3 separate regions of the Homo sapiens genome follow, and regions 1 and 3 are each linked to region 2. A link is a contact called in ENCODE Hi-C or POLR2A ChIA-PET data. All regions are on one chromosome and are shown on one strand. Each heading gives the region's core, a stretch centred on a gene start or an enhancer-like site at or near the end of the contact. The rest is flanking DNA. Distances are from core to core; before and after follow the strand shown.

Region 1 (3,910 bases), core at 1,204-3,703, 140 kb after region 2:
GGCCCATGACAAGTTCAGTGGGGAGGAAGGGGAGATTGAAGACGACGAGAGTGGGACAGAGAACCGAGAAGAGAAGGACAATATACAGCCCACAACCGAGTAGGGGCCACCCTTGACGGGATTCCTGCCCAGGGGAGAGAGGCGCTGGGAAGATGGCTGGTGAGGAGCTTAACAGAGGAACCTCAAGAAGATTCTGAAAATCCTACCCCCACCCCCCACCAGCCGCACAGATTGTACTACCGCGAGAGGCATCCCTGGCGCTGTCTCCCACTGGACAGAGGAGGCTGGCCATGGGGCCCAGGGGTCAGGCCCAGCTTTTGAGCAGAATACAACGCATTGGGCTTTAGCTGTTTTTCTCATTTGTTGGTGTGTGGGGTGGGGGCAGGGGTAGGGCGGGAGAGCGATGCTTGGATTTTTGTTTCCTATTAGAAACCAACAGTTTTGTTCTAATTTCATTTCATTTGGAGCTAAGATGACTAATTTGATGATTTTCGATCTCTTTTCCCCTGTCCTGATTTTAAAAGCCCCCTCCTTTTTTTTTTTTTTTTTCTTTTTTTAGGCATATGTAGTAATATTAGAAACATTTAATTTGGGAAACTTTGATTCTTGAAAGAGAAAACAAAAGCATGTGAATAAACTTTGAAGTGTTCACCTCAGTTTGGGACCAAACTGCTTGGATCTTTGTAAAAACCGGTTTTGTATGTCAAGGAGGAGTTTAAGGCCTTTCCGACCACCTTGTGTTCCCCTTTTCTGCGCAGCCATGTATCACGTGGAGTTGCTCCTTACCACACCTCACGTGCCCCTGAGCCCTATTTCCTGATTTCTTCTGGGCTGGACTTCCCCGTTCTCCACCAGCAGCTCCAGTATCCCAAACTTTCTAGTCCTGCTGATCCTCCCAGCAACGGGGTGGAAACTGGAGGGCAGTGTCTGGTCTGTTTTCTAAGAAACTTATGAATTCTATTATCTTTACAAATATGAGAAAATTTTTTCAATATTTTTTATTAATCTTTTTATAAAATGAAAAGAAACTCCTATGATCGATTAAGGAAGGTGGTTATGGCTGGGTGGTTCAGGGGTTTTTTTGGGTTTCTTTTTTTTTTTCTTTGTCTTTTTAACCTTAAGCTGTTTAAGTTGAAGCATTCTCAGATGTTTGGGGGGAAACATCCTCTTAAAATGGGTCCTTGTGCTTGCCTTCTGGGGAGGCGGTCCTGAGCAGGTGAATCATAAGGCATTTATGCATATGTTATATGCGGACTGCACCCACCTCTCCCCCCCAGCCTTTGCCTCTTGCGTTGTTGTGCTGCTTTCCCCTTACTTTGCTACATTTCTATAGTTAAGTTGGTTTTACTTGAATGATTCATGTTTAGGGGGAAAATGAAAATCTCCCTTAAAATTTGTTTCAACTCCTCCTGCAAATAAAATAAATGAAGTGGCAGATGTAAACGGGTTCTGTTCATTGTCATCCTGAGTGTGTGTGTGTGTTGAGGGTGGTAGATAACTTCCCACGGCAGTTTCAGAAAACCTGAAAGACAAAGGGCCTGTGGGGCCTTGCGCAGGCTGCTGGAGTCCCAGACAGACACAGTCCTTCCTGGGAGGAGCATTGTGTACCTTGGACACCCCAGGAGAAACAGATTTTTTCCACTGGTGTCATAGGCAAGGACTTTGGCTTCCTTCATCATGGTGGTGGGGCAGGGATCAAGGGATGTGGTTAGTAGGCTCAGCCTTCTACCTGAAAGAGCCTATCCCACATGGACTGGCCATAGGGTGGGCCCTAACCTTCAGACTCCTGCCGGCTGGGGACTCAACTGTGAGCAGAAATCTTGGAAGCTGGTAAAATTCATTCTCCCGGCCTAACTCCCAGGGAAAACCTGGAGGTGTTTTCTGAAACCAAACTAGACCTCTGGCCCCAAAGCAGGGGTCTTTGCTGTGTCCTTCCTATATGGGGGTAGAGAGTGGGTACGGGGCCAGAGAGGAGTACGCCTTGAAGGAAAGCAGACTGGAAGTGTCCACTCAAAGCTATTGCTGGTACAAGGGCAGCCACTTCATTCACTCAAGGCCGGTTTAGAGCGGTTGCTACTTGCTGGGGGGCCCCACCCTGGTATGTGCCTCTCCCCACCTTTTCCCCTCAAGCCAAAAGCTTGTGAGCTGGGGAAGGGTGGGCCTGGAAAGGCTCTGTGCAAATTGTAGCTGGGAGCCTCCGGGCAAAAGCTGAGGGAAAGGGAGAGGCGGCTGGCCTAAAATTTAGGTGGGCGGAAGAACCTGTGACGGAGCTGTGACCGCTGCACAGGCCAGAGACCCTGGAGTCCTCCTCACCCCGGGGTTGGGGGCCGGACCTGCTGAGCCGGGCCGCCCCCTCTCCACACCCACTCCCAGCACCTGGCCCGACCTATCGGCTGGCGGCTACGCCTCCTTTACCCTACTGTCTTGCCTCAGGTCGCACCCTGCGCGGGCCCAGTACTCGGCCGTCAGAGGGAGCTGCCAGGCTCTGGAGGGCGCCCCGGAAACCATGGGTAAGTGCGGAGGCTTTGAGGTGGCCTCTCTCTGCAACCGTGGACATAGCAAGAGCCCACACCACCCCCCGACCCCCGCTGCCCTCTACGGTGCTTGGGGACACGCCCGCCCTAGCCAGGCTGCCCGGCTGGGCCTTTCTGAGCCGCACGCCGGCCCCGTCTTCCGCCCGCAGAAGTCCTCGTCCTGGCCGGATACCGCGCGCAGAAGGAGGACGAGCTGAGTCTGGCGCCCGGGGACGTGGTCCGGCAGGTGCGCTGGGTGCCCGCGCGGGGCTGGCTTCGCGGAGAGTTTGGGGGCCGCTATGGCCTCTTCCCCGAGCGCCTGGTGCAGGTGAGGCCGAGCCAGGGGCGGGCTGTGGGGTCTCAGCGCGCGCCCCCCGGGAGCTGAGAGCGCCTTCCCCGTGCCCTGATTCCCAGGAGATCCCAGAGACCCTGCGGGGCTCCGGAGAGGCGCGGAGGCCGCGCTGTGCGCGCCGCCGAGGTGAGCGCAAGGGCGGGGACGGGCGCCGGTGGGCGGGTGCACGGAGCCAGTGCGACCCCGGCGTCTCCGGCTCTTAGTGACGGGCGCGGCTCTGGGCGGGACCTCGGGGCCGCCCTGCGGTCTGTGATTGGTTCTCGAGTGCAATGCTCCGCCCTGGGGCGGGGCTGGAGGGACCAAAGGCTACGTGCGCGCCTTGCGCTTCCCCCAGCTCCTCTGACTGGGGCGTCCGACTGGAGCTCAGCCGCGCTTGTCCGGTGCTAGGTCATCCTGCCAAACACCCGAGGCCCCAAAGATGGTGCAAAGTGAACTTCAGCTACAGCCCAGAGCAGGCGGACGAGCTGAAGCTGCAAGCTGGGGAGATCGTGGAAATGATAAAGGAGGTGAGGGGTGAGGTGATGGGACCGTTTGGGGGAGGATGATGGAACGCGCCTCCCTAGTGAGCGGGGTGGGAAGTGAGGGTGTGGACGGTGGGAATGGCGACGGTGCAGATACGGGGAAGCGCGGGAGGGAAGGAGGGAGGAAGGGGCGCTTGGGCAGAACCAAGGGTGGCAGATTATCCTAGGGACTCTTGGGGCAGAACCAGACGCCTCTGCGTCCTCCCCTCTCCCCAGATTGAGGACGGCTGGTGGCTGGGGAAGAAGAACGGGCAGCTGGGAGCCTTCCCATCCAACTTTGTGGAATTGCTGGACAGTGGGCCCCCAAGTGAGACCTCGACTCTGTGACCCTGTGACTCGCAATCTCCAATGACCCTCCCAGTGGCATGAGCCTGTGATTCACATATCCTGACCCTGTGACCCCTCTGACCCTCTCCCATGACCTAACCTGTGAATTAGCACCCTCCCTAACCTCACTGTCCCCCACTAGGCCTTGGTAACCCAGACATGCCTTCAGTCAGCCCTGGTCCCCAGCGGCCTCCCAA
Region 2 (3,831 bases), core at 961-3,460:
GCAGTGGGCTGTGGCCATACATCCAGCAGCCAGCTGGCTGGCACCTCCCAATGACAGCTTCCTAGTCCCTTCCTGGGCTGGTGGGCCCAATAATGAGGCCTCTAATGAGCCCCTAATGTGCAGTCACGCATATGCAAATGAGGTGGAAGGGATACTAGGCCAGCTCAGGTCCCCTTTCCTAACATGATAGTGGGGAAGGGCTGAGGGAAGGGACTGAAAGCTGGGCCCAGACTAGAATGGCCATACTTGAGGGCCATCAGGTCAGGTCTCAGGTCTGACCCAGGCTGGAAGTTAGGCCACAGGGCAGCTGGGACCCATGTCCTTAGGTCCCTGCTGGGCCTTGGGGCTAGTGAGGGAGCCAACTAGCCAGACCCAGATAATGCAGCTTTGTTGGCTGGTGGTATCTCTGCCTGGCACCCAGGGGCACAGCCTTCAGTGTTTCCTCCACCACTTCTCAGCTGCAGCTCTGCCCTGAAGGGAGCAGAGAGCCTGGGAGGGTGTAGGGAACATGGTACTGCTGCCCTTACTAGCGCTCCTCAGCAGTTGTAAGAGATGATGTGAGCCAGGTAGAGACTCCCCGGTGAACCAAGTTATTTCCCATTAATTATCTCTGACTTATTATCTCCTATTCATTAAGGGCCTTCTCTGTGCCAGGCACAATGCTCAGCATGTCACGGGCATTGTCTCATTTGTTCCTCACCACAGTCTCATGAGTAGGGACTAGCATTATCCCCATTTTACAGATGAGGCTCAGAGAGATGAAATCACTTACCTAAAGTCACACAGCTAGCAACTGGCAGAGGCAGGATTTGAACTCAAATCTGTCTGACTCTGAAGTCTGTGCCCTAAACCTCTAAGCTGAATTATCATGGCTAAGCTATCCAGTGACAAGGTCTGGCCTGCTTCCCTCCCGTGACTGGCCTGTGTGGGCATCTTGGTCTTGGGGACCCCATAATCTTTTCCCTGGCTGGCAGAGGTAGCCCCAGCAGAGCCCAGGGTCCTCTGGGAAGCCTGCCAGGTTGGAGCCTAAGCAGTTGAACCAGGAGGAAGGCCCCGGACCCAGGTGGTGGTAATAGTCCAGCTGGGGGGGCATCTCCAGGCCTTGGCCTGAGGTTGGGCCTCTGCCTTCAGCATCTGGGCAACAGCCTGGGCAGCCCTGCTGGGGCTGAGGGAGGGATGTGGTGGGGCCCAGGCTGCGGGATGGGGTCATTTCCTGCCGCCTAAAATAACAGGAAGTGGGTGCTCCTGATTGGAGGCTGGGAACAATGGCCGCCAGCCGGGCCAGAGAGCTCCTTCAGATCTGTAGTCTCAGTCGGGTTCCCGGCTTTATCACCCACAGAAGCCGGTGGCCTGGTCCCAGTGCCCCACTGCCCAACTGCTGGAGCACGCTGCCCTCTCCTAGGGCACTCCCTCTCGGAGCCGGCTTAGCTCTGTCCAGGCCAGGGATAATGCTGCCCCCTAAGGGTCCCTCCTCTCCCGGCCCCACAATTAGGCATTCCCCAGAGTTTGCCCTTTCTACTGACCTCCTATTCTCCCAGCCCAGATCTCTCCAGGAGAGGGAACCCAGGAGGCTGTCCCCACTGGGATGCAGGCAGGGTAAAGACCGTCATGCTGATTGGGTCCAAACCCCAGCTTTGCTACTCACTAGCTGTGGAGCTTAAGTAAGTGTCTTAATCTCTGAACCTGTTTCCTCGTTTGTAAAATGGGGTAATAATATCTACCTCATAGGATTATGGCAAAGGTTAAATGAACTAATGAGTTTAATGTGTTTAGCTGTGCCTGACAAAAGCATTAGCTGTTGCTCCTGTTAATCGGACTTTCTCTGGGCCTAGGGAAATAATTTGCTCAGAAGGAGCAGAAGTGACCTGGATGACGCTGTATAAATATTCCGGGGACATTGTGTCTCTGTGTGCTGTGTGTGTCTCTGAGGCTTTGTCTGTTTCTTAGAGGAGGTACCTGGCCCCGTACTCTGTGGGTACATCTGTGTGTCTCAGATATGTGTAGAGTTTTGAATCCCAGTAAGTCTGTTTCCTCTGCATGTGTGTGTGTGTATGTGTGTGTGTGTGTGTGTGTGTGTGTGTGTGTGAGAGAGAGAGGAGAATATGTCTTGTCTCTCGCCATTGTGCAGGCCCTGTTTACATTGTCTGGTGTCTGTCTCTGTTGTGTGCACGTCTGTCTCCCATGTGTCTCTGCCCTCTGCCTGCCTCTGTCTTCGCCTGCTCTAGTGTTGTCACCTAGGAATCTGCAGTGAGGGCCAGGAGGGCTCTTGCTAGAGGTGCTGATCTCTGTTCTGTCTTCTCTCGGCCTCGTGCCTCTGCCTCTCCCATGCTTCCTGCCTGAGGTGCTGTCTGTGCACCCCCCACGCCACAACCAGCCCTCACCCAGGCACTCCCTCTCGCTGCCCCTGGAGGTGGGCTGTTCTCCCCTACCTCACTTCCCGCCTCTTGGGAGCCAGCCTGGGCAGGAGCCTGCCTTCCCTACATTCCTGTGCTCTGAGCTCAGTGCCTGCTTGCCCCACCTGCACCCTTCACTTTTGTGGGGGAAGTCTCCCTGGGGGAACCACGGAATCACTTCCTTCTTCAGAGAACACGCAGGAGCTTCAGGGCGGGGTAATGTGACTGCCTACCAGAAACAGCATGACATAAGGGTTTTAAGGGTTTTGTCATCAGACAACTCTGGATTCAAATCCTACCTCTGACACTGGCATGAACAATCCACTTAATCTGTCTGAGTAAATTCTCTCACCTGTGAAATGGGGGCCATCATAGAACTTTCCTTTTAGGATTGTCATCAGGATCAAATGGGATAGGGAAAGTGCTTGGTTTATGTTAGAGCTTCAGTAAATTAGTTTGGGCCTGGAAACTGGCTGGGGACATGCAGGTTCTGAGATGAACATGACATTTAGTGTTTAGAGAGACTAAGCTTTGGAGCAGCTTGAGGGTCTAAATACACACTAGCTAGGTAGCTTTCTACAGTACCCCCACCCACATATCTACATACCCAGCCACCCACCCACCCATCGGACATTCATTAAACAGACACAGAACTCCCACTCTGTGCCAGGCAGGTCCTGTATAAGACTCTGGGGCTGCAAAAAGGACTAAGACTGAGTTTCTTCTCTTGATAAGCTCTCACACTGACAAGGGCAGGGGGTGGCAGGCAAACAGAAAAGCTAGACTGAGTTATCAGTGTTGTGAGAGGAATATTTGGCCCAACAAGAGTTGTTGGGGTGGGAGGAGGGAGAGACAAAAGGAAAGGACTGCCAGCTCTCAGAGGGTGGAGATGGGGTGTTAGTATTCTGAGACATGTGACAGTCTCTCTGAGGGACTTGGCCCTGATCTTTCTGCAGACCCCAGGCACAGCCCCTCTTGGAGCTCTTAGGAAGACAGGACTTTTTGACCCCACAATGCAACCCACCACTGCACTTTTGCCCTGCTAATGCTCTTTGTGCCAAGAAATAAATACAAATTATTTGTCTCTTATCTCATTCTTAACAAATACTTCTGGTAGATATTAGTGTAGCAAAATAAAACCAACAGTGGCAAAACCTCACAATCTGGCATAGACCAAAAATAAGATAAAATTAAGTAGCCGAAGGATCATATTTGATGGTTAAAAATGAGAATGATCATAAATAGATTAACCATACTGTATAGATAACTAACCAAGGAGTTTTGGCTTAATGTGATTTGCTCCATAACACTGTGCCAATGACATTTCATCAGGGTTGGCATAATTGTGAAGAAAATATTTGTATTCAGGGTCAATAGTGTGCCAGGTCACAAGAGGAGTTCCAAACTTCTTGTTTGCCTCTTGAGAAGTTTTTCTTGT
Region 3 (4,007 bases), core at 1,331-3,830, 190 kb after region 2:
TCTCTTACTGAGGCCTATGTCAGGCCTTGCCTGATCTGGCCCCTGCGCACCTCTCTGGCTTCCCCTTGAACCAGGCTCACTTTCTGAGCAGCCTGCAATTGCTCCAACGTGCTGTGCTGCCTCTGGGACCCTCAGCCTCAGCCTAGTCACACATACCCAGGGAATTCCTAGTTTCCCTTAAGATCATAGCTCAACTGTCACACCTTGTGGGGAAAGTCCTCCAAGCACCCTTCATCCACTCTCACAGCAATCCCGTTCCTCCCTAGCACTAACCTCAGAGGAATTAAACATGCATTCATGTTATCATTACGTCTTCCACCTCCAACAGACCAAACATTTTGTATGGGGAGGGACAGTACTGGTCTGGGCCCCCAGTGAAGCCCCAGCACCTTGCCCAGGGCCTGCCCACAAATTTGCTGAGTGGACTGTCACAGAGCCTGGCTGTATTGAGCTTAGAGGCCCAATGTCTGGCACACACACGTACCGCTGAGCACGTCGGGACTGATGTAGGCAGGGCTCCCTCTCTGGTCCTTCAGCAGGTCCCCCTCGCTCACCAGATGCTTCCCGAGGCAGAAGTTGGTGATGGTTATCCGATGTGTCCTAGGAGTGGGAGACAGAGTGAACAAACCTCAGTGTCTATAGCAACAGGCACAAGACACGCAGGCAGGACACACCTCACTGGGCCAACACCCAATCCTGAACAGTAGGAGGTAGGCTTCTCGTCAGAGGGTGAAGCAGCTGCCCCGACCCCCTCTCCAGGGAGCAGAGCAGAGGAATCAGGCCCCAGACTTTTCTGGCCACCAGCCGAGCTGTCCCAGCAGGGATCGGCTTCTCTCCCAGGTATCTGAGTGTTGCACAGGCCATCCCTGGACCTGCTGCCCGGGCTGAATCTCGGGGTACAGCTTAGGGCTTAGAACAACTTTCAGAGATTTCTCAAAAACAGCCTCACGTAATATTCTAGACTGGGAGTGACCTGAGATTTAGTTCAATTTCCTCATTCACACATGAGGAAAAGGAAGTCCAGCAGAGGTGAGTGACTCCACCTTGGAAGGTGACCCAAGGGCTGGCCCCGAGCCACCTCCGAACCACGGAATATGTCAGTTCTCACTTGGCCCCACAACCACTGCAGAGGAAGAAACTGACAGTGGCCAATGAGGGGGATTTTCTCACGGTCCTGTTTCAGATGATACAACAAAGGCACAGGGAAGTGAAAGGACTTGGCCAAGGTCATGCAGCTGGTGAGCAGAAGAGCAGGATCCAAGACCAGGTCTGCAGGGCCCCAGAGCTGCACACACAACTGACAGCTGCCTCATGCCCAGATGTGTCCCTGGGCAGGGCCCCAGGCCCCGAATGACTTTTCCTTCTGTTCCATCAAAGCTGACTCATCCCTTACCTCGTACTTGTGACTCTGCCCTGGCTAGAACATCACAGACCCTCCCTCTGAAAGGCGTGGGGCAGGGCAGCTTTGGGCTCTGATCCTTTGGAGAAAACTCACATGTGGACAAAAGGAAGTGCCCCGAGAGGACCCTTACACCTTACACCACACTGGGGGCTGGGAGGGTGGGCAGGCCCTGTCTAAGAGGCCTGGGAAAGGTTTCCTGGCCCACTGGGGCAGGCAGTGAGGAAGGATGCCTCTCTACCCAACTGCCCTGCTCCTGTGTCGGCTGGCTGGGTGGAGAAGCTAGGGGGAGAAGCTGGGAGGACAACAGGAAGGAGAGCTCCATGGGGGCCTTGGGCTGCCTCTCCCTACAATCAGCTCTCAGAGGCAGAGGGCATGTGTGGCTGCTGGCGGATTTCCCCGGGAGCCGCATCCAGGCGGCTCTGAGAGCCCTCGGTGATCTCGGGGAATTCTGCTGGCAAAGGGCTCGATGCAAAACAAAGGCCAGCCCGTCCTCTGGATTCCCCACGGAAACGCCAACTCCAGCGCCTATACAGGTCCGCCCTGTCAGCTGCCATAGGAGTCTGACTGGTGGCCCGCAGGCGGCTAGAGCCTGATCGCACAGGTGAAGGGTCACTGCAAAGGGTCACTTGCACGTCAAGGAGTGGGCTGCTCTAGCTCTGAAGCTCCAGTGCCGCTGCCCTGAATATGGGGCTGCTCGGGCCTCTTGTCCAGAAGGTTCCCACAGAGCAGAGGCACTGTGGGTTTTCTCCCCTGGTCAGAGATGGCCGCGGAAGCTGCAAATGCATCCTGTGGGTCTCTGAGGCTCAAGACGCTGAGAGGAGGACAGCTCAGGAGAAAGTACGGTGGGTTTGGGAGCCAGGTTCCTAGTCCTGGCTCTGCCACTTCCTTGCTCTGTGAATCTCTTGCTAAACCTCAATTTCCTCATGCGTACAACAGTGAAATCCCAGCACCAAACTCCAGAACTGGGTTAGGATTCAGCAAGATAAGATAATCTCATGGAGGGCACTTAGCCCAATGCCTGGCAAATAGTAGAAGCTGGTGTCCTCTCATCTCCGATGGTTGGCACACCTGGTAGGAAAAGACTCTGTCTTGGAGGCGGTAGGGGAGAGGTGCCATGGTGTGACAACAGGCCCCGGAGAGCACATGCCAGTGTGGCTGAGCTTTCAACTCAACACTGCTGGTGGGACTTTCCCACCCTCTGCCAGGGCACGGGCAGGCACAGCTGAGGCTCTGCAGGGCTGAGCGGCAGGCGCACTGGAGTCTCTCCACAGGAAGTGGCACGGGCAGCTCCAAGTCCTCCTGAGGTTTGGCAACACTCCCCTGCCCTGCCACCACCACCCAAGTGGGGGGTGCATGGCTCCCCGGGAGTCCCAGACCCCCTAGTCTGGTCCTGACAGGAGGGGGCAATGGCAGAGTGGGACGGAGGGAGGGGACGTGTGTCAGTAGGATCGGCTCTGAGTGAGTCACGCTTTAGCTATGGCCCTCTGGGCTGCCACAGTGTTTTTCTCCTTTTCTAGGAACTTGGTATGTTGCTTGCCTACCAAAAAGAAAGGAGGAAGGAAAAAGACCCCACAGCACCTCACATAACCCCAGAAGAGGATTTCGAATTTCGATCCTTTTAAAATCCAAAGCGGGGTGAACTTGTTGTTGCAGCTGCCTTGCCAACACCTCCCCCTGTCTGCTCCTTGAGAGCTCTCTGCTCTGCTGAGAAGGCCTCCAGCTGGTCCGCCTACTGCTCCAGTGGAGTTATAGCCTGGCATGATGGGTGGGAAGGGGCTGGAGTGGGCTGGAGCTCCTTCAGGTCAACTGAACGAGGTGAGAGTGGGGCCCCAGAGCGGAGGGTGTGCCAGAGGACACACACGGAGCAGTGAGTCTCTCTGCACCACACTACCCTGCCACTCTGGAGCGCCCATGACTCAAGTAAAAGGCAGCCAGAACCTCTGTCTGCCCTGAGACACAAAAAGGGGGATTTATCAGATTCAGGAAGTACAACCAGGACACTGGGTATGAGTGAGGCATTGGCATTCTGCACCCTGAGGAGCACGCACTCACACTCACAGCAGAGCTGCTACAGCCACGCCGGCGTATGCAGGGAGGTGCGACCCCTCGACTACACTCCCAGGACCAAGGGGCCCTGGGGAAGTGAGAGTTGGAAGCAAATCCCCCAGTGACACAAAGGGCCAGGAGTGCTGGTGTGGTTAGCAGGCATGAGCCCGGCAAGTTCCCATGACAACCCTGGGATGTTCATTTACAGCCAATGAATGGCTGCTGTGGAAGGTCTGGGAGCTCTCTAGTCCAGCTGGAGGGCACATGGGCTCTGCAGCCAGATGGATTTAGGTGCCCAAAAAATATGCTCTCTCTTTGTGAACAGTAAGCCTGTAGTCCACAGCAGGATGGGACTGGCCCAAGGCCCCAGAGAGGGCCAGGGGAAGGGGCAGGACCCAATTTCCCAACTTTATGACAACTGGCTCTCCACAGCCCAGGGCTGGTTTGCTCGGGGCTCCCCACCACCTCCTCTCATGATGCAGAGCTATGGCTGGGGGACCGCTGGGCCCTCACCAGGGGTGTCCTCGTTGGCCACTCAACATGCAGCAGGCCTCATCTC

What was found. A loop is a pair of places that touch in the nucleus more often than their neighbours do. ChIA-PET counts read pairs that join two places held with the same protein, here RNA polymerase II (POLR2A). Pooled maps may share reads with other maps.
Region 1: a pooled map shows a loop between it and region 2 (2.7-fold over the local background). The contact joins the promoter of SH3D21 here to the enhancer-like site in region 2. A Hi-C loop is called at or near these places in 2 of 168 maps with a recorded cell type or tissue (CD4-positive, alpha-beta T cell and Calu3) and 6 of 50 pooled maps. POLR2A ChIA-PET finds 5 or more read pairs at or near these places in 22 of 52 experiments (A549, CD4-positive, alpha-beta T cell, GM12878 and 16 more).
Region 3: a pooled map shows a loop between it and region 2 (2.3-fold over the local background). The contact joins two enhancer-like sites. A Hi-C loop is called at or near these places in 1 of 50 pooled maps. POLR2A ChIA-PET finds 5 or more read pairs at or near these places in 3 of 52 experiments (activated B cell and activated CD4-positive, alpha-beta T cell).

What each region holds. Positions count from the first base shown.
Region 1 is chr1:36,303,915-36,307,824 of GRCh38, forward strand. It overlaps SH3D21 (SH3 domain containing 21), which reads left to right and starts at 2,454. Exons shown (of 16, transcript NM_001162530.2): 1 at 2,454-2,510; 2 at 2,684-2,841; 3 at 2,928-2,991; 4 at 3,253-3,371; 5 at 3,603-3,693; 6 at 3,856-3,910. The coding sequence starts at 2,507. It overlaps THRAP3 (thyroid hormone receptor associated protein 3), which reads left to right. Exons shown (of 12, transcript NM_005119.4): 12 at 1-1,443. The coding sequence ends at 103. RefSeq lists silencers at 2,495-2,544, 2,765-3,204 and enhancers at 2,702-3,502, 3,305-3,354.
Region 2 is chr1:36,159,826-36,163,656 of GRCh38, forward strand. All of the region lies in intron 1 of MAP7D1 (MAP7 domain containing 1), which reads left to right. Among named protein-coding and RNA genes, the nearest start is that of MAP7D1, 5.6 kb to the left of the region's middle. RefSeq lists enhancers at 551-1,328, 1,170-1,219, 1,370-1,609, 2,477-2,616. Within about 2 kb of position 2,211, at least 32 of the 41 ENCODE cell types and tissues checked have a DNase peak (open chromatin) inside an H3K27ac peak, as active enhancers do; they include CD4-positive, alpha-beta T cell, OCI-LY7 and endothelial cell of umbilical vein, where a contact is called at or near this core.
Region 3 is chr1:36,348,216-36,352,222 of GRCh38, forward strand. STK40 (serine/threonine kinase 40) reads right to left here. Exons shown (of 11, transcript NM_001282547.2): 7 at 485-600. Among named protein-coding and RNA genes, the nearest start is that of EVA1B, 27 kb to the left of the region's middle. RefSeq lists an enhancer at 1,212-1,341. Within about 2 kb of position 2,581, at least 28 of the 41 ENCODE cell types and tissues checked have a DNase peak (open chromatin) inside an H3K27ac peak, as active enhancers do.